Regions from separate parts of the Homo sapiens genome. Here region 2 is linked to region 1. The links are chromatin loops, found by intact Hi-C in ENCODE. Cell type or tissue: ovary. All regions are shown on one strand. Links, peaks and the distances in the headings refer to the core of each region. The heading gives the core; the rest is flanking DNA. Region 1 has its middle 6.4 kb from the start of HPAT5. Region 2 overlaps AFDN (afadin, adherens junction formation factor).

Region 1 (12,829 bases), core at 2,986-10,985:
CCACTTTACAAGAGAAAATCACCCCTTTCTGTGTTATGGAACCACAGACAAGATTCTTAATTTGCAAGATGCTGCCCAACAGGCTGCCTGGGGAACCCAATTAACATTTTCCATCCCAGCGAAATACACATAACAAAACAGACATGAATCACCTCATTCAGCACCCACTATCAGCCTGGCAAAGCCCAAACTTTCTCCCGTTGGTCTCTGTTGTCTTTGATCCACCCCAGCTGGGGCGGGATGACCTCCAAAGGGTAATTCACAATGGGGTCTCTGGGCAAGGCGAAGAGCACATAGTCACCCCGAGACAGGCCTGCTGAGCATTTTTCAGGGCTCACCGAATGTGACCAGACAAATAAGGAGGGTTCTCTGAGTTAGGCCTGCTGAACGTCCATCAGCAATTCCCTCTGAGATCCCCTCCACATATACAAACACACATAAAGACAAGATGAACACAGCGTTTTCCAAATCAGATCCCTAACCAAGAACTCCAAGAGTGTCCCTTCCAAACTGTCCTTCTATTCTCCATCTGAGAAATCTCCTCGAAATCTTCCTGATTGAGGAGAAGTCTCCCAAACCAAGACTCTTTCTACTAGTTAGAAAGAGCCAACTGAGGCTGGGCGCAGTGGCTCGCGCCTGTAATCCCAGCACTTTAAGAGGCCAAGGCAGGAGGATCACTTGAGGACAGAAGTTCGAGACCAGCCTGGCCAGTGTGGTAAAATCCCATCTCTACAAAAAATGCAAAAATTAGCCGGGCATGCTGGTGCACACCTGTAGTGCCAGCTACTCAGGAGGCTGAGGCAGCAGAATCACTTGATCCCAACTCAGGAGGCAGAGGTTGCAGTGAGCCAAGATTGTGCCACTGCACTCCAGCCTGGGTGACAGAGGGAGACTCTGTCTCAAAAAATAAATATAAAAGAAAGAGCCAACTGAGACCCCCAGGAGACAAACTGAGACAGACACCCCGAATTGGGTTACAGACACAGACACCCCATGGTGGAGCTACAAGCCAACATCCCTCAGTGGGGCTACAGACACCCCACCGGAGGGTACAGAACCAGTCAGCAGAAGGAAGGAGGCATTGGCAATGCCTAGGATACTCACCAACCCAGATATCCTGCAATGGGGTTACAAACATATACCCCACCATGGGGCTACAGACAGACATCCTGTGATAGGGTTACAGTTAAGAGATGCCTCCCCAGGACTATAATTCTATTGCAATTAAATCCATGCATATTGCGTCGGCAGCGCCCCACCAGCAGAGAGAATACCACAATTAGCCCCTAGTCCGAGAGAACTACGTGGCCGCTTGGTCTGGCCTCTGGATCCATCGCTGGAGAGGGGGCTACTGAACCATGGGCAGGCAGCCACAAGGGCAATCCCGGATGAGCCCACACATTTGTAACTGCCCAAGGGGTTCACCTTGCCCACTGCCTAGACAGAGCTGATTTATCAAGACAGGGGAATTGCAATAGAGAAAAAGTAATTTACGCAGAGCCAGCTGTGCGGGAGAAGAGAGTTTTATTATTACTTAAATCAGTCTCTCTGTTTAGATTTTTAACCCATTGCTTATATTTTGTTCTATGTGAGTGAGAATGGGCTACTAGGAATAAGAAAATATATTCTTTCTTTGATTCAGTTGAGTATGACCGTAAACGAAGGGTGCAATACTCATGGAATTTTCCACCGAAAATTATGTGTATATTTGAAATCAAGCAGAGCAGTGCAACAGAAAAATCAACAAAGATGCCAGATCCTTATCCTTGGAGGATAAAAAAAGTAGGCATGTGTGAAAGAGATTAGGACTGCCTGACATATGATGGTTAGTTGAATTTAGTCTGAATTTCAGTGGAGTCCAGCTGGGAAAACAAGACTGCATGAAATACCTAGAAAACAATACCAGGCAATCCACAATTCACTGTGAGATTGTGTAATAAGCGATGTTCTTAAGGAAGTCCATGAGCGCAGGAAGGTATTTGCTTTGAGAGGATTCCAGTGCCCTTACTTCCTCTTCAGTTCCCGTCACTGGCCTTTTATTGATGTGTATTAGTTTGAGACTTCAAAACCCAATCTCATGTTTCAAGGTACAGATGTAACTGTACATTAGATACTCAAAAGCCGAGGATGAGGTCTCGGGATCAGCAAAGCTGGCCACCTGCCTTGAGAGCGGCTCCTACCCCCTGCAGGCGCCCCCTGATCTCAGGTGGTGCCTTCAAATCCTTTGTAGAGGCTGGGGGAGGGGAAGGAGGAGCACATTTGTTAATGAGGGGGAAAATGCTGTGTGCTTTCAAGGGAAAATGCTAAATTCATTTCAATAGCATATGAATTACTTGCTGTTAAGGAATAGGCACCCTTCATCTCAATAGAACCCTGTCTTTCAAAGCCTTCACTTCCGTATCCTTGAGGTTTCTCTTCAAAGAGGGCTGAGCACATTCACCCAGGCACTAGGAGGCCCTGTGCATTTTTTGTCCTGCTGTTTCCATGGATAATTTAAAAAGAATTATGAATATCTCAGTCCTTAGAGAGTCAAAGAGCCCCGAGACCGCTCAGTCTAGGTCTGCTGGAGTGGCTCCCTTTGTGGGTCCCTTTGCTGGCTGAAACCTGGCCAGAGGTCGCGGGGGACAGCACCCTGTCTTATCATAAGTTCCTCAAATGATTGTTGTATAGTATAGACCAATGTATCACCTGCTGACGCTGGAGAGGGCACTGTGATTTTAAGATGAGCTGAAGCATGAAGTTTTACTGATTTGTTTTCATGTGGACATTGTTAGCCTGCAGGTCGTAATCTGTAGTAATGATTGTGACCTCTGAGTTGCATCCTCCAAAAGAAAGAAGACTACTCATTTAAACTCTCCTACAAAAACCTTTGGCCTTGTGACAGACTCCAGAATGCTGTCAACTCCGTGGGTATGTCTTCCCAGGTCCAACCTCACATTTGGCTTTCAATAAACTGTGATAAAATTATTTCTGCCTCAACAGTCTTAATTTCAGCTGACAATCTCAAGTCCACCAGTGATGAGGGGAGCAAAGCAAAGGACACAATTTGCACAGCATCTTATTGTTATGGGAGGAGAAGTGGCTGCCAACAGGACCCCAGGACAATGGGAATGCAGTTGGCTTCAGATAAGAGACAAAAATGAGGCTTCAGATGAAAGTTAACGCCTAGGATAACAGGCTGTGTGAGCGGGTTGTATTTGATGGGAATATTGAGTATGGGCCCGTGATTGAGAACTCACAATTACAAGAAAAACTTTTTTTATAATGTACATTTGCTCTTTGTCAAAGTTATACTGCAAGGAAGCTGACATGATTTCAGAGTTCAAAAATATAAAACAAACTGGACTCAGTCATCTCTCTCACTGTATGTGAATAACAAAGAAAGAAAGAATTGGTGTAACAAACTATGACTCCACAGAGATCCAACAGTACCGTTTCTTAGGAAGTCTAAACCAAAAAGTGTCTGAGGCTGGTCCCAATCAGTGTAAAGGTTTATTCTGTCAAGTTTGAGGATGTGCCTGGGAACAGGGAACACAAAAGCACAGGAACATCTGTGATCTGTGCTTTTTCTTTTTCTCTTTTTCTTTTTCGAGATGGAGTTTTGCTCTTTTTGCCCAGGCTGGAGTGCAATGGCACAATCTCAGCTCACCGCGTCCTCCTCCTCCCGGATTCAAGTAATTCTCCTGCCTCAGCCTCCCGAGTAGCTGGGATTACAGGCATGCGCCACCACGCCCAGCTAATTTTGTATTTTAGTAGAGACGGAGTTTCTCCATGTTGGTGAGACTGGTCTCGAACTCCCGATCTCAGGTGATCCGCCCGCCTCGGCCTTCCAAAGTGCTGGGATTACAGGCATGAGTCACCGCGTTGCCCAGATCTGTGCTTTTTCTAAGAGCATTTTGGGCCTTCAATATTTAAAGAGGAAAAGTGAGCAGGAAGGGAAAGAGGGAGCATAGGGTCACATTCTTGTGAGTCTTTGATTAGACTTACTGAATCCACGTGTTGTGTGTGAAAAGGAGGGGAAGAGGGAACACTCAGTTATGTATTCATGTCATGCTCAGTAAGTTGGCACTTATCTAAGATAAGGTGACCACAGAGCAGCTGCCTGTGGAGACACCTGGCCTTCTATGTGAGGCTATCTGCTTAGGAACAAAAGGAAAGGCAGTTTCTTGCATGACTCAGCTTCCAGCCTTAACTTTTCCTTTTGGCATAGTGAATGGGTTCCCGAGATTTTATTTTCCTTTCACAGAAGGAAGCTGATCCCTGCTGGCCTCACACAGAAAGGGGAATAGCCACAGGGCCCAGGGTGGAATTTTCACCAAGTCCATTTGCAGAGGGTGTCCTTGCGGTGGGTCCAAGACAATGCCCCCTTGTTCTGCACACTGTTCCTACCCCATCCACAAAGATGGACCTTGTGGCAATGTTGGTGGCCTCTGAGCACCTCCTACGCCAGGTGAATTAGCCTGGGGGGATGTACAACTCAAACAGATCACGATCTGCCTCTTTTACTAAGAATTGTGTTTTGGAACTGTCAGAGAATTGAGGCACTTTTTCCTTATGAATGAAATTAGGGGAAAAAAATGCATGCTTCATTGTTAAGGAAATACAGCAATATTGAATCAGGTACCTGATTGGATCAAGGTTGATACTGGAAATGCCCATCAACAAGCCCTTAACTTGAACTTACTGTGTCGGTAACAAAAAGGGGTACAAACTTATCTCTCTCCTGAGAAGCTTCAAGTTGTCCCCGCTTTCCAGACTGAATCAATGTACTTCTTGCATATATTGATTGATGTCTCACATCTCCCTAAAATGTAGAAAACTAAGCTGTGCCCCGGCCACCTTGGGCACATGTCGTCAGTACCTCCTGAGGCTGTGTCACGGGTGCGTTCTCAACCTGGGCAAAATAAGCTTTCTAAGTTAACTGAGACCTGTCTCAGATTTTCAGGGCTCACAGATGGTAAAAGGAAAGAAATCTGTAGACATATGAAAGATAAATTGAGTCTTCCTGACATGAGGGCATTTCAGTAAACACTTTCCTAGAGTCAGGGGCTCACAGCATGTTAAATCTCCTCTCGGAAAGTTCATACTTCTCTTATTTTGGCAGACTCTGTACATTCTACTAAAATCCAACAAATATTTGCTGAATGCAAACGAAGTACAAAACCCAGGGCAAAATGCTCTCTGGCTTCTGCTCACTTCTGGGCCTGGGGCAGTCCCGCAGAACAAGCCTTGTTCCATCTTCAAAACACTAGGGATGGGGCAGATTTTACCAGAACCCCCATGGGCACAGGAGCACTTACAGACCCTCTACTGCAGCATGGAATCTTTCTTCTACGTATTTATTTTTTTTTTAACTTTATGTGATATTTTTCTTCATAGATCACAAGGATAACAGTTGCGTGAGCTTCTAGAGACTGTCTGGCCCAGTGCATGACATGCAGTTGGTGTTAACTAATAGCTGATGAGCAGATAAATCAAGACACTCAGTTCCTACAAAATAAGAGACACAGTGTGAAGGCAGTGGGGTAAAGGGGTTTAAAAACAACTTCCGAACATCCGGGCTGGGGAGGGATGGGGGACAGAGGAGAGGAGGACTAGAAAGCGAAGGCCAGGCATGCCCATCCTCTCCGCTAAGCCCTGTTCATTAGGTTTATCCACACAGAGCTCATGTTGCCCACTTGAGTAGATACTGATCATGGCTTTCGGGCCACTGGAAATACACAGCTCAATATCATTCATTAACTGAACACACTGGGTAAGAAAAACACAGGATATTGGGGATTCCTTGGAAAAACAGAGTCTTGCCTTTAGTGCCCACACACAGCCCATTTTCCTGAGAAGGGCCCTGGTCCCGTGTCCGGGGTGCAGACCCACAGTCTGGGACTCTGAGGGCGGTCGCCACAGGTGGGTGCGTTGACAAATCGTGGCTGCTTGAGAACATTGGGAGATCTTGCTACAGAGGTCCGTGGGTCCTTACCTTGGGAACGCCGGACACAGCGCACACAGCCCACCAACCCCAGACCCCTGGTGGTATCACGCTGTAAGCACAGAACTCCTACTCGCCTTGTAGTCCTCTCCATAATCCTCTCCAGTTCTCAAAACACATCATCAGCTTGATTTTCTCCTCGGCTGTGCCAGCATAAGCCAACCTGTTCCTTCCCACACCGTCTGGGCCTTCGGGCCCTGCCAGGTGGCACCACTGCAGAGGGGCAGCACTGAGTGGGACACGTAGGTGTGTAGTTACCTGCCCAAGGGAGGGTGGCTGACCATCTGGGACACCATGCCCAGGCACACTCCCTGCTATGCAGGCTGGCCCTGAGCCATGGCGTTTAGGCCAAGGGAAAGGGCCCTGGCTGGCATTTGTCACAGGTCTCCCCTTGTCTAATGTGCAGAATTCAGGAAATACTTTTTGAAGGCAGGATTGCCATGTAGCCAGCTGTCTGCCAGGGTTCATCCCAGGGACCAACCCCACTGTGTGCTTCTTTACAGCTCATCATAAACCGGTCAGGAGAAAAGGAGTTGCCAGCCACGGGGGTGACGTGAGCCGGGGCCTAAATGACTGGTGGCAAGCCGGGACTCACACTGGATTGCAGCCTGATTAGGCTTGCGGGGCCAGAGGGGATGAGAGTTAGCCAGGGCGGTGGAAACGGCTTCCCTGCCACTGCCGTTGTCTCAGGTGGCTGTGTCTGGTGCCTGAGCGCTCCGGTTCACAGTTTCTTTACAACCACCGCGGTGGGAGTTCTGGGGGCCGCCTGGGGAAGCAGCTCAACCACAAGAATGGGCAGCCCAGAGGGCAGGTGGGGGCTTAGCTTACCTGATAGAGTTCTTTCTAGAAAATTCCTTTATAGAAGTATAGTTTTCCTTAAAAATTTTGTTCTTCTTAAATTAGATGTTCTTCTTAAAAATACAGAAATAGGCCAGGCGTGGTGGCTCAGGCCTGTAATCCTAGCACTTTGGGAGGCCTAGGCGGGCGGATCACGAGGTCAGAAGCTCAAGACCAGCCTGGCCAACATAGTGAAACCCTGACTCTACTAAAAATACAGGAAGATGAGCTGAGCATGGTGGCGGGCACCTGTAGTCCAAGCTACTCGGGAGGCTGAGGTAGGAGAATCTCTTGAAGCTTGGAGGCAGAGGTTGCAGTGAGCTGAGATCTCACCACTGCACTCCAGCCTGGGAGACAGTGGGAGACTCCGTCTCAAAAACAAGACAAAACAAAACAAAATACAGAATAGTATATAGGTGCATCCAGTAAAAAAAGGATACACGCCCCTTTCCTCTCAGAAATTTAATTATCTAGAGAAGAGTTTGATGTCTCTCTCTCTCCCTAGATATATATTTACACACACACACAATGAGCCTATATTTTATATATATGCATGTCCATATATACATGTATCTATTTATATTCATGTATACATATGCATATGTATACGATTTTTCATACATGTTATGTTTAGTCAAAACTTAAGCAATAACCTTCAATGCTTGTCTTTACAAGATGTTCTCCCTTCATCATATCAAGTACCTTTCCAGTCTGTCTTTCTACAGCTTTCCAGCAAATCCTTTCCAAAGTCAGTGGAGAAGTTTCCAGCAGGAGCAGCTGCTGAGAGACCCACATTGCACATACAGGCCTTACCGCCCGCTGAGCGGGAAGAAGCGGCACAGTGGCTTCTCAAGGGACCACTGAAAAGAGGCGGTCATTGCACCGTAGCTGGAAACAAACGGGGAAAATGCCTCAGTCTCACCTGCTGACACTCGCTGAGATTTTAGAAGCCACGCGCTGCAATAGCGGCTGGAGCGAAGGGACTGCAAATAGGTCACGTCACCCAGGATGGCGTTATCTCGCTTGAGGACAGAGTTCAAATTGTATGGATGTTTGTGGTTGTGAGAGCAAAGGCACGAAATCTTTGGAGATTTTTGGACATAATTTACTATCACTGTGTCTTTGTCTGCATAGACAAAAATAATTGATAGAAAAAATCCCCAGGAAATTCCAGCAGCATCAGCACTTTCTGCCGCTCATCAAGGCACAGGAGACAAAGAGGTACTTGGCCCTCAGCTGTCCAATCACAGGCCGGCTTCCTTGGCTGTCAAGTCACAGTCGTACTTCGCTGTCACCTGTCCAATCACAGCACGGCTTCCTCGGCTAATCACTGCACGCAGCTGGATCTTTTCCACCCAAAGAGCCACTTGCTCCACTTTGCGGGGCTGGCAGAAAGGGCTGCTGAGCTGCAGACCTGGTGATGCCTGGGTCCAGCCGAGCTGCTCTCTACAAACCCGGGTGCTGCTCTGTCACCCATGTGTAGATGCGATGTGGATAGCGTGTGTACCTGCCCCATACTCCCTATCATTCCATCTGCTGCTCTAATTTTGGGATCGCACTTCTTCTCACCATGGGAATTTGAATTCTCTGTTTTGCTTAGTTGTTCACTGTCTGTTTCCTCCACTAGAACTAGGCTTCTGTGAGAATGGAGACCCCCGGCTCTTTTATCAGTGTGGTACCCCAGTACCTTGGGAAGCATACCTGGTCCAGGGTAGACGCTCAATAAATAGTGTGGATGACTGTAGAAGTGGGTGCTGTATCCCAGGCTGCAGAGGGCTCATGGGAAAGGAAAAGGACCTACGAACTTGGAAAATAAAAAGGATGTGTGTGTGCATGTGTGAGTGTGTGTGTGCACAGTTCACACGAGTGTGTTCTGAACCAGGACCTACACGATCCCCCTGACTATGAGAGTGGAACAGGCCAGATTCTCCGCACTCGGGCTCACCTAGCTTTGTCGCCCTGATAGAAAGAGTGGAAGACAGTGATCAGTCACAGAGCTGCTGCTCTCCTTCACTCTGGTGCAAAATGAGGGTGCCTTAGCCCAATCAGATGCTGCTGTTCAGGGGCCCTGCAGACCCTCGACAGTCTTGGATGAGTAGTCAGGCCACTCACATGCCCCAGGTGGAGACGTGGGCTGAGAGAAAGACCCAGAATCCCAGGACATCACCAGCAGCTTCAACCACGCCATGGAGGCTGGGAGGATTCACAAATGGTGTGAGGATGGGAGTATTTCCAGCCAGCCTTGCTTTCCAGACCCCTCAATGGGTCTGCCCTCTCTGATAAGTAATGGAAATTAGCTAAGGGTCTTGGCTGAGGGCCTGACACAGCCAACTGGCCCCAAAGCTTTTTCTCTGATTGGCTCTCTGGGTTCTCCTTGGCCGAGGAAGAAGCCAGAGCCCCAAATGCCCGCTCAGCTCAGGAGGTGGCCTGTCTAGCCAGGGGAAGGCGGAGTGGTCAGCCCCTGCCAAGATTTAAGATGCTTTGGAACATTTGCTAAGAGAAAATACTCTCTCAAGCCATGGTTGTATTTACACAAATTGTTCTTCCTTAAACACACACACACACACACACACAGCATGAGTACATTTATTTCCAAAGTGTGAAATTCCCTAAAGTAGCCAAGAACTCGTTCTATTCCCTATAGATACCTTCTTCATCTTTATGCAGATAAAATGGTATAAGATACGTTCGAATTTATTTGGTGTTGCTTTTATTAACAAAGATTTCAGATGTAAATGTCAAGAAAATTGATATTAATTTGCTTACATGAGTACATTCCTTAAAAAAGCAAACCATTGAGTAGACTTCCCTTATATTAATCTTTGACTTTTTAGCCGGAAGTTTGGTGATTTACAAGGTGATTCTACAGCATGAAGAACACATGGCGCCTGTGGTGAACTCAGCCGTAGCAAAACGGTGCCATCTAGTGGCTGGTGAAGTCTCGGTTTTCCGGAACACGCGTGCTCTGAGCTTTGTATCACCCAGGGCATCTGTCATTTTAACGTCCAATGAGTGACCTGCAGATTCGAGCAGATCTACAGAACCACTTCTTTTCTCAAGCTGATAGAGCCCAGATGTTAATTTTAAGGACTGAAGTGGCTATTGACACCTTTTAAATCCTTTACACGTACCCCTCTTTGGCCTTTGGCAGGTCAGCCCTGGGCCGGGCCATGGCTCCAGTGCACACACAGAGCTCATAATGCCAAAACCAGCTCTGAGAGCCAAGCCAGCTCTGGGTTTCTAGAGGTTGCACTCTCTTCCCTCAGGCAACTCCACGTCTGCAGGAATGTGTAGGCTGCGGGAAGGCAGCCTCAGGGGTCGGGTAAGATAAGAGTGTCCCTTTGCTTATGATGAGACCACTGGGGGACCTGCCCTGTGGTCTCATCCTAAGACCTGCCCTGGTCACAGGAACACTGGGGGATGCTGGGAACTATCTCCTCTAAGAGTAGCATTTTATTCTGCTACAGAGAAAAGGCAGAGAGTGAAATATACTGGTCATTTTTTAAAAATCCCTTTGAACATAGATTAAAAGGAGGAACTGGGAGGAAGGGGGAGAAAAAGCAGACGTAACTGAAGCCATGGTTTCAGAAATTCAATCCCAGTAGAAGTGCTGGAGGGACAGGGAGGGTGTGGCTGGGAAGGATGGAAACAGACCAGGTTTATTTGTGCACAAAGGGAAGCTCCTTAGAAGGCACAGGCTGGTGAAGGGGAGGGGAAGAGCAGCCTCTGGAAACAGCCCCCAGAGCCAGAGAGCGAGTCCTAGAGGATGGGGCTGGTGAGTTGAAGCAACCAAGGGAGAAAGACCAGCAGACAGTGCAATAAAACATCAGGAAGGTCCTCTAATATCAAAATACAGGTCATCCGTGGGAACTAATGAGAGGCCAGAACTGAAGTAAACTAAAGTGTTGCCAAAAAATAAAAATAAGGTCCAAGTTGATTGATCGATAACACGGTTAGTATGAAGAAGTCCACGTTATGCTAATTTCTTTACGTATTATTCCAATTTGTATTGTCTCTGAAAGTCAAAATATCATCTTAGTCAATTAACATTTATTGAGGATAACATTTATTGGTGAAGTTGAACCATATATGTATCTTGAAGTTAACATTTTTGCCATATATCAGGTGCTGGTGCCAGGCTCTGCTGAGCTCTGAGGTGCTTTGTGCTGGCTGGCCATGTTTTCCACAAGGAGATGCATGAAAGGGTTTTGGAGGAAGGTCATTAGGGAGAGAAGGAAGCTGGGGCAGTGTGTGTGGCCGCTTGCCGGAGGGTGTGCGTACTGGGTGGTGTTGAAAATGACACAGATGAGGACTTAGGGTAGGAACCCTGAATTTCCCAAAAACCCCATCTAAGGCCCCGAGGGGTGTCAGAGGCCCAAAGAGGCAAGACTGCGTGTCTAAGAGATGCTGATGAGGTGAGATGAAGTGTCCTCTCGGAGGTGAGCATGGCTCACATGAGACCCTCTTCCCTTCAGGAGAGACTTCACCATTCTGCCTTTATCTGGCAAACACTCGGGGCTTAGAAAATGGAAAAAGCAAACCCACAAACGAACTACAGGCCAATGTTTCTGAGATGACAGACCTGGCTGCTGTCCCTGCACTGAGGATAAAGAGCACACGTGACCTCATAGATCGTGGACTGAACACTCCAGGCACTTCCTTTCTTGTCTTCCTGGTGGGTTGCGTATCCACAGGACAGCTGAAAATCACCTTTGAACAAACCCACACTGTTGGATTTAAGGAGCCGTGTTTCACAGTCCTTTCTGCTGCCCCAGTAATGCAGGTGGACCTAGTGAAGCTCTTCACCAAAATGTGTGTGTACTTGGCCCAGCGCCACACTCTGGCTCGTCGGGATCAAGGCCTGGAGGCTGGAAGGGGTAGACTGGACCCGAGGCCAGGCCGGGGCATTGCTTAACAGAACAAATACTGATTTAATGGAGGGGAGACAAACAGCAACTCACTTTGGTGTTCTTGGCAGTGCAGAATTATAACCTAGTGGCATGTCACGTCGCTGCTGGACTCTTAGCTACGTTACCAATAAGCATCAAACAGCATTTGTTTAAACTGTCCCCTGGATGTGTGGCAGAGCCGGTGTTTCACTGAGCTCCCCAAATGCACATCCCATTACCAGAAGTGCACCATGACTTATCTGAACTTACATGAATTTTAAAATGTATTTACACATTAAATGAAAAGGAGAACACTGGGACAAATATCCCCACAATATTCCATACGATAACTCTCCAAATGCTCCCAATGAATGTGATCATTCATATTTGGTTTTTGTTCTTCGTGAGCTATGTAAATAGTGGACTCAACTCTCCTTTTCCTTATATGGACACATGATACTCTCAGGGAAAGCCTTGTTGAATTGTGCAAACAAAGTTACCTAAGGTCAAACAAAGAGTATCAACGTCCAAGTCCGGTGAATGACTGGAATAAAGACTCCCTTTAATAAGGGATGCTAATTTAAATTGAAACTATTTCTGTCTTTCTGTACAGGAAAAAGTAATTTTTTTCAAAAATAAATCAAATTAGCTTGGCATGATGGCTCACGCCTGTAATCCCAGCACTTTGTGGGGCCAAGGTGGCGGATCACTTGAGCTCAGGAGTTCGAGGCCAGCCAGGCCAACATGGTGAAACCCCATCTCTCCTAAAAATATAAAAATTAGCCAGGCGTGGTGGCACATGCCTGTAGTCCCACTACTCAAGAGGCTGAGGCTGGAGGATCACTTGAACCCGGGAGGCAGAGGTTGCAGTGAGCTGAGATCACGTCATTGCACTGCAGCCTGGGCGACAGAGCAAGACTGTCTCAAAAAAAAAATGTTGGGGAAAATATTTTCACATACTTGAGAAGCTCCTGGGGACTTTGTACTCGCAATCGTCATGCGTGAGTGGCATTTTAGTACTGCGTTCCTGCACTCCTGGCAGGCTGGCTCTCCATGCAGCACAGCACACACACAAGGTCTCTGTTCTCTATTTTTTGAAAAAGCTGGAAATTTTATG
Region 2 (8,000 bases), core at 1-8,000, 680 kb before region 1:
CCGAAAACAGGTGAGTACAATACAATAAGATATTTTGAGAGAGGAGACAGAGACCAAATTAACATACCTCTTATTTGAGTATATTGTTATAATATATATTGTTCCATTTTATCTTCAGTTATTGTTGTTAATGTCTTAGTGTGCTTATTTTATAAATTAAACTTTATCACAGGTACATATATACAGGAAAACAACATAGTATCCATAGGGCTCTGTACTATTTATGATTTCAGACATTGACTGGTGGTCTTGGAACACATCCCCCACAAATAAGGGGAACACATCCCCCACCACTACTGTATTCATCCATGGTGTCCTATAGCAAGCACACTTCTATCAGGTAATCCATAATTACCTACCTTGCTTGTCGGTAATGCTGTCCCACTATGAATATCTCCTCCCAAATCAAAAGTTGTCTCCTGAACAATTCTGATGGGATAAAACAAGAAACACACTGACTTAATAACATTCCAATGACAGGCATAGTCTCTTCTTAATACACAAGGAAGAACTAAAATACCAAATGTCAAAGATTTTTAAGAAATTGCTCTGTTTTCAGCACACGAACTTACAGAATTAAAAAACCACCTTATGAACTTTCTTTACTGGTATATACTCAATATTCCCAGTATCTTTTTTTTTTTTTTTTTTTTGAGATGAAGTCTCACTCTGTTGCCCAGGCTGGAGTACAGTAGCACAATTTCGGCTCACTGCAACCTCTGCCTCCTCAGTTCAAGTGATACTCCTGCCTCAGCCTCCCAAATAACTGGTATTACAGACAAGGGCCACCATGCCCGGCTAATTATTGTATTTTTTGTAGAGATGGGGTTTCACCATGTTGGCCAGGCTGGTCTCGAACTCCTGACCTCAGGTGATCCGCCCACCTCAGCCTCCCAAAGTGCTGGGGATTACAGGCATGAGCCACCACGCCCGGCCCGATCATATTTTTTTTTTTAACTATACAAGAAACGGAACATAAAAAACCAGGTTATTTCATTATGTAAGTCTATCCAGGCAGCAAATGGCATATAAATGAGGTGTACAAGGTTGAAGTGCCGGCGGCCCTATTTATGGACACAGGGAAAGTGACACATGAGGAACAGCGGTGAGCTTCTCTCCTATTTGAAAGTCAATCTGATTATTTTTGTAAAGCACATGAGTATCACTACTTAGGCTACAAATTAAAAAGTGGGACATTTTTGATAATGTTAGCATGCAAATCAAAAATTATCCTAGTTTAAACTGATTCTTCAAATATCTCAAAATATCAAAATTTCTAAATATGTCACTTTGAAAACCTAACTCATAAGCAAAATCTCATTATGAAGATTGAAGAGTCTAACAAGCTGGGACCGACTACATTCTTCAGCACAAATGAAGGGTGAATGCAACTCACTGGTCCCAGCTCATTGGAGAGTGCCCTCCCCACCTCCACAAAAAAAAGCCCTAAAAACACCTGGAAACCAACAAGGATGAATTAGTATTTAAATTTCCTGGATTTCTGCAAAACATAATTTAAAAAGAATGAAATGTCCCGTTATAATACTTGAAAAATATTAATATATGGTCTAATTTCAAAGCAGCATGGTAATGGGAAACTTTTATTTACACTCAACCAATAGAAAGAAACAAGGAAGTAATGTAAAAGTTGAAAACAACTTTTCAGATTAGAAGAGCAGGTACAAATTTCTCCTCTATCTCACCACTAAGAAAATAAAACCATTTTGTAATGCAAAATAATACCATGCTTTAAAATAGTAACTTTTGAAAGAGTAAAAGTTTTTACTAAAGGCCAAATAATTGTCAATTTTCTGCACACAACTTTCTGCAATATATTACCAATATTCTGAAATTAAATACTCATAATCTATCACCAAGATATTCACAAAAACATGGAAATGCCCTGCTGGCTCCCATCAGTTTGAGTGGGAGATTCAGTCCAGCTATCGGCTCTGACAACAGGAGTAACAATGACAGCAGGCCAGCTTCTCTGCCACCTACCAAAGCTGCACACAGCAGTGTCCACCCCTAACTTCCTCTTGTGGGTAGTATGTGAGTAGAATCAAAGCCTTCTTGATTCCACTTACAATTATCATCCTAGAACAACAAATTTCCACCATGCAAAATTCTTTAACTTTTCCCACCAAAGCTACCTCTTTCAAGTTTTAACATGGCTCATTTTTACTGCAGGCTGGATATGTGGACAAGACCAACCAAAGTGACTTTATAATATGACTTTGAAATTATCAAACTATGGCCTTTGACTGTAACAATCATGGGTCGCTCCTCCCAGCATTCAGAGAATAGTAGCTCATGCCCTGGGTACTTGATAATTGTAAACTAGATTAACAAATCAGTTAATGAGTCAGTGTATCACCGGGAGGCCCTAAAATTCCCAAACTATCAATATCAAACTTTGCCACTCGTTTATAACCATCAGTAGGATTTGAAGACACACTATGAAATCTGCATTGGAGGGTATGTGAGTTATCTAGCCAGAATCTGTCACAATCGTTTGACACTAGAGCAAAATTAATGTTCCTAAAAAAACAAGAGTCCTTTCTAATTTATGGATGGTATGTTCAGCCGCCAAGCAGCTTTTACCAGATTTGCCAGAAAAATACCTAACAATAGTAACAAAATTTCACAGCACATTCTCCTCATTGAAACCTAAGCCATGTTCTTCAATGATCTCTGCTGCTGGCCAGAAATATGGTAGGAAGAGACATCTGCAGGCTTCCAAAGCAGGATCCACATGGCAAAAATACAGTAGGAGATTGTCTCACACATATAAAAACATTACAAGCAAAACCGAAGGGCAGACTAGGTGTGGGACACAGGCTGCTACTAGAATTGTGTTTATACAGAGAACAGAGATGGACAGTAACACTAGGAGTAACACATGTCACAAGAAATATATTACAACTCAAGAATAAAGGGCATTTGTATATAAGGGCAATAACTACAGGTACTATTGAGAGACCACATGTAACACACAGCGGAAGAAACTGTTTCAGACAATACATAATCTCTTTGGACAAACCTCAGTGAGCCTAAAAAATAAACAGGGAGTCAGGATATACCAGATCAAGATTTTTGATGCTGAAGGGAAGAAACAGGGCTGAAGAAAAGCTGATGATTGAAATGAACATCTAAGCATGAAATCATGACTCGCTACTGAAGGGAAGAGCCCATGTAAAGCTAATGACAAGGGACAGGAAATAGGGACACGGCTGATCAATGAAAAACATCACCTTCAGAAAGAAACAGTTAAAAGCTGTGAAGAATGGAAGGATGGTGTTTAAATACACTAGTTTAAAGATGAAAGTGTTAGAAAGAAATGGATTTTCTTGGGAAGCAGGGAGGAAAAGCACATGCTGGTTTCCTTGGATGCCACAGGTATGGTCATTTGCTGACACTTGGGGTGCAAGGTGAGGTGAGCAGCTGGGGATGGATCTTAAACAGCTGTGAACTTTACAAATAAATATATGTGATAACCCACCAAGTATTCATCTTGGAGAAAGACATTAATTCTAAATAGTCATATGTGGCCCAATGTGTAAGGTCTGGGTGGCTAATCAAAGGCATGCCGTAGAACAAAACAATGGGAAAGGCCAAGCAGGGAAGACCACGCGGGTTCATGTCTGTGCTTCAGGAAGAAAGCCTACAATCTAGGGGAGTTTTCAGTTGTTTTAAGCAGCATGAAAAATAGACAATGAAGTGGCTTAACAGGATGTTTTAAAAAGTAAAACCAAAGGAGAAGTCATATTCCCTACCTACAAAAAAATTTTACTAGATAGTCATTAAGAAAGGCTTTCTGTTTTCCCTTACTAAGCCCACAATGCAAGTCTTCAGAAAAGCACTAGGTGGAGCTAAAATATTCTGAATTCCTTAAGAGATCTTAATGTGTTTCATTATCAGTCACAGAAAAGAATACTTCAAAAAATTTTATAATCTTAGTTACACTGAATAATTACAAAGAACACCATGTTTTTTTCACAAAAGAAAAGGTACTGTTTTAGTATACTGGCTAAAAAACAAAGTTTAAATATAAACAATTTAAAACCAGTGAGAAATTCCAATTTTAAGACAAAGTCAAGACCTTTCTTCTTTCCTCTAAAACCAACCCAAGTTAACAATAGGAACCAAAATCACAAACTTCACTTTGATATTTTTTTAAAAATTGAAACAAAAATAAAAAGCCAAGATATCTATGAATAATCTGAACTACTTTAAGTATAATCAAAACATTTTAAATCTTAGGGTTAATCTATTTACCCAGGTTTATGTCTTGGGCCCTTAACCATCAGGCCTCCATCCACAGATCTTTTTGCAAGAGCATGATCCTGACTGGGGTCCACAAACTTAAATACATGGGACGCCCCAAACTGCACTTTCATGCCACTCTGCAGCATGGTGGTTTCTGAGATGCGCTGGCCTTCCACGTAGGTTTCTGCGTCCATACTTCTGGGCGTCACAGTGACCACTCCATCCATGTTGGTAAGGTCACAGTGATGGGGCTGAATTCCTGGGCCAAACAACTGGAAACCGAAGGAAACCAAAGAAACTCCCATCATGAAGTTCACAGCATTTAAACACAGAATGTTAAAACCGTGAGTACCCCTTTTATGACAAATATAACCTAATAAGCTCTGGATTTTTAGTGCCTTTTAAAGTGGATTTCCCTCAATCGTATAAAAATAATTAAACTGTCAAAAAAAAGTCAAACCAATCAGACCTTTTATTTTTAGTACCCAGTGACTTAAGGCATACTGTAACTTTGCATTAAAAAGCATACAGTTGGCCAGGCGCGGTGGCTCACGCCTGTAATCCCAGCACTTTGGGAGGCCGAGATGGGCGGATCATGAGGTCAGGAGATCGAGACTATCCTGGCCAACATGGTGAAACTCCGTCTCTACGAAAAATACAAAAATTAGCAGGCGTGGTGGCGCGTGCCTGTAACCCCAGCTACTCAGGAGGCTGAGGCAGGAGAATTGCTTGAACCAGGGAGTTGGAGGTTACAGAGAGCCGAGATCGTGCCACAGCACTCCAGCCTGCTGACAGAGTAAGACTGTCTCAAAAAAAAAAAAAAAAAAAAAAAAAGGCATACAGTCATCTTAACCAATATTTGTTAGATGGTTAATGGACAAATCTAAACAGATCATTAGCATTAAAGATTCCTATTATTATTTTTAGTGTTGTGCTAAGAAAGAAGAAATGGTAGAATTGAAAATGATATTAACAATCTGAACCCATCATCTTACAAATTGAGAACTAAGTACAGAGCAAGGGTGATTCGCCTGAATTCAACTTCAAAGAAGTGACAAATTCTGACTTCATTTATTCAAATAATGTGTTAAGCTCTGTTTTAAGTACTTGAGAACCATATTAAGCTAAATTTAATTAGAATTTACCGAATGCCTAATGCTATGTGGTCAGACCTCCAGTGATAAGCACTTCTGCATAGGTTATATCCTGTAATCCTGAAATAGACCTATAAAAGTATCATCACCATCTTTTAGAGAAAAGGAAGCAGTTTCAGAGCAATGTCATCACCAGCCCAAATTTCTAGAGGTGGAACTTGAACATAAACTCACATTCTGCTGTTTCCACACTAAAGCAGAGAAAAGTGACCCAGAGTAGATAAATTATTTATATTTAAATACAAGTCGGTAATTATAATTCCTTCTTTCATTACCATGTGGCAGGCTCTGTACAATACGTTATGCCTCCTGGAATGTCAGAGTTGCAGCAGGAAGCTCAGACTACGTACCTGGATAGAGTTGTCATCCAACTTTTCTGTCCCAACTTCAGTAACACTTAACTGAAGGCGGTAAAGCTTTGGCTTATCTCTAGAGTCAGAACCATCTGTGAGAAGAGAAGGAAGACAGCTCTATTTGCAAAGTCTAATATTACTGTCATGTTATTTCCAACAAACAAAAGGTTATCTCAGGCACTACAGTTCTCATTTCTCAGGATTTCTTTTCAAAAAATTCTCCAAACTTATGTAACACAATTTAACAAACTGGATACAGAAAATTCAAAATAAGAAATAAACGTATCAGTTTCTGATTAACACAAAGTGCTAACACTAGCATTAATTCCACCACATTCTTATTACATTGAAAAAGGCTTCTCTACCGCACTGCCCTGGACGTTTGTTAATGATTCTGAGGAGCAACTGTAGTAGCAATATGAAGCTCATCAAAGACACACAGGCCTTCCCTTCGGACCAGATCTTTCCTGCAGTATTCTTGCTGCCCTTATGGCACACAACACAATACAGGTTGAGGGCACAGCTAAATCACTGACGGAGGTTTTTAAATGTGCAGTTCTCATAGCGCTCCCCAGACCTGGATGAAAATCCTTGGGGATGAGGCCTAAGCATGTGTCCTCTGAAAAATCACCCCAAGTAATTCTGCTGTCCATTACTGATCAAGAATTACTGTTAAAAGTGGTTAGCTCCCTGGAGTAGAACTGGAGTAAAAGGAAGACTGGGTTTTTTGGCTTTTTTTTTTTTGTCATTTTATACCTTTATGAACTGTTGGAATGTTTAATTTATATGAGCATGTGTTTCCATGACAGGGAAGGGGTGAGGAGGAGGAGGAAGCTGCTCTGCCGAAGCCCTCTAGTCCCAATACACCTAGACATGTTTTCTCACTCTTCACCTACTGTATCCCAGATGAGGACAATGTCACTTCATTACCTTAACTAAAAATGAGGTATTCTGATTTCAGAGTTGACATATGAGAAAATGTGCCTTCCAGAACCCATGAATGATGATGTAACTGCAGAGCTTAGCACCTGCACCATAGCCATGGCAGTCAGTCTAGTGTGGCAAGCACACCACCCACCAAAGCTTAGGAAAAGGCCAAACCAGTAAGAGTCGCCAAGATCTGCTTTATGAGTGCCTTATAACTTTCAAACCCGCTGATTCCATTACCTGTTAAAATCTCTAGTCACTGCAATTAGGAACGTAAGCTTTGAGAGTTTCACACGTTAAACAGTTTGGAGTATGAGCGTGCACAGAGTTTGAGACTGCTAAAATCTCTCAGCAGTGGTACCGCTAAACTCTCACAGACAAAAGACACCATAAAAATGCAAGTCCTGTTAGAACTGATGTTAATTTTAGGGTACACAAAGTTACATTCTAATGACAAAATTTTCTATTTCTGAAATACTTCAGAAATCTGTGACATCGAGTAAAGGTAAGATGAGACTGAAGTACCTGAGAGACACTAATGCCTAACACCCATTAAGAAATTGTTCATCATCTGTGCTGCTTCACATCGTGTTGAAACATTTATTTTCAACTCTAACTGCTCTAAAGTCCTGATCTGAACAAGACATCAAAATCATCTGGGGCTTTTCCTGGACATAGGTAGCTCCCTTCTAGACCTGCTGAGTCCAAATCCTCCAGTAATGTTTACTATTTTGTGTGTTTTAACCACCAAAGGCAGTTCTAATGAACCCCCCTAGTTAAGAAATGTGTCCCCCTTATCTACTCCCAGAGCACCCCATCTGTTACATTAATTGTACCACTAACCGTATCGTATGATGATTTCCATCTACTTATCTCCCTCATCTCTGAGCTCCCTGGTGGCTAGGTTTACAAAAAAAAAAAAATTTTTACCCTGGCACTGATCACTCCACATACGGTCCATAGTTAGCAATCAATAAAGACTTGATGTGTCAGCAGTGAATACTTATATAAAAATAAAGAAAACTGAATGCAATATAGTCACAGAGAAATGACACAAATAAATTATAAAGAAAGCAAAAGCAGTAAATAAGTAATCATGTGTGAAACAAGAACATTTCAACGCAAAGTTAAAAACAGAACATGAAAAATGTGTTTAGAGATGAAAGAAAAATTCACATTCATATTCTTCCGAATTCTGAATGCTTCTGAAAGGTCTCTTATGAGACAATAAAGAGCTATCACACACCTTTCTACATCAACAGATTTCAAAACAGAGAAAGGGAGAGACAGAAGCTGC

Evidence for each region. Peaks named below come from ENCODE experiments on the same cell type or tissue, not always from the same donor. Only the 100,000 strongest peaks of a DNase experiment are listed, where the experiment ranks them.
Region 2: it touches region 1 in a loop (5-fold over the local background); 20 of 110 quality-filtered maps call a loop at or near these places.

What each region holds. Positions count from the first base shown.
Region 1 is chr6:167,215,460-167,228,288 of GRCh38, reverse strand. No RefSeq gene overlaps it. Among named protein-coding and RNA genes, the nearest start is that of HPAT5, 6.4 kb to the left of the region's middle. RefSeq lists enhancers at 13-545, 1,659-2,460, 3,456-4,234, 5,734-6,350, 6,351-6,968 and a silencer at 11,554-11,848. In ovary, for the core only: no CTCF peak of the experiment used is centred there; a DNase peak (open chromatin) is centred at 6,681.
Region 2 is chr6:167,894,746-167,902,745 of GRCh38, reverse strand. AFDN (afadin, adherens junction formation factor) reads right to left here. Exons shown (of 34, transcript NM_001386888.1): 10 at 5,774-5,868; 11 at 4,279-4,541; 12 at 360-429. Among named protein-coding and RNA genes, the nearest start is that of AFDN, 72 kb to the right of the region's middle. In ovary, for the core only: a CTCF peak has its summit at 3,856 (motif pointing right); no DNase peak of the experiment used is centred there.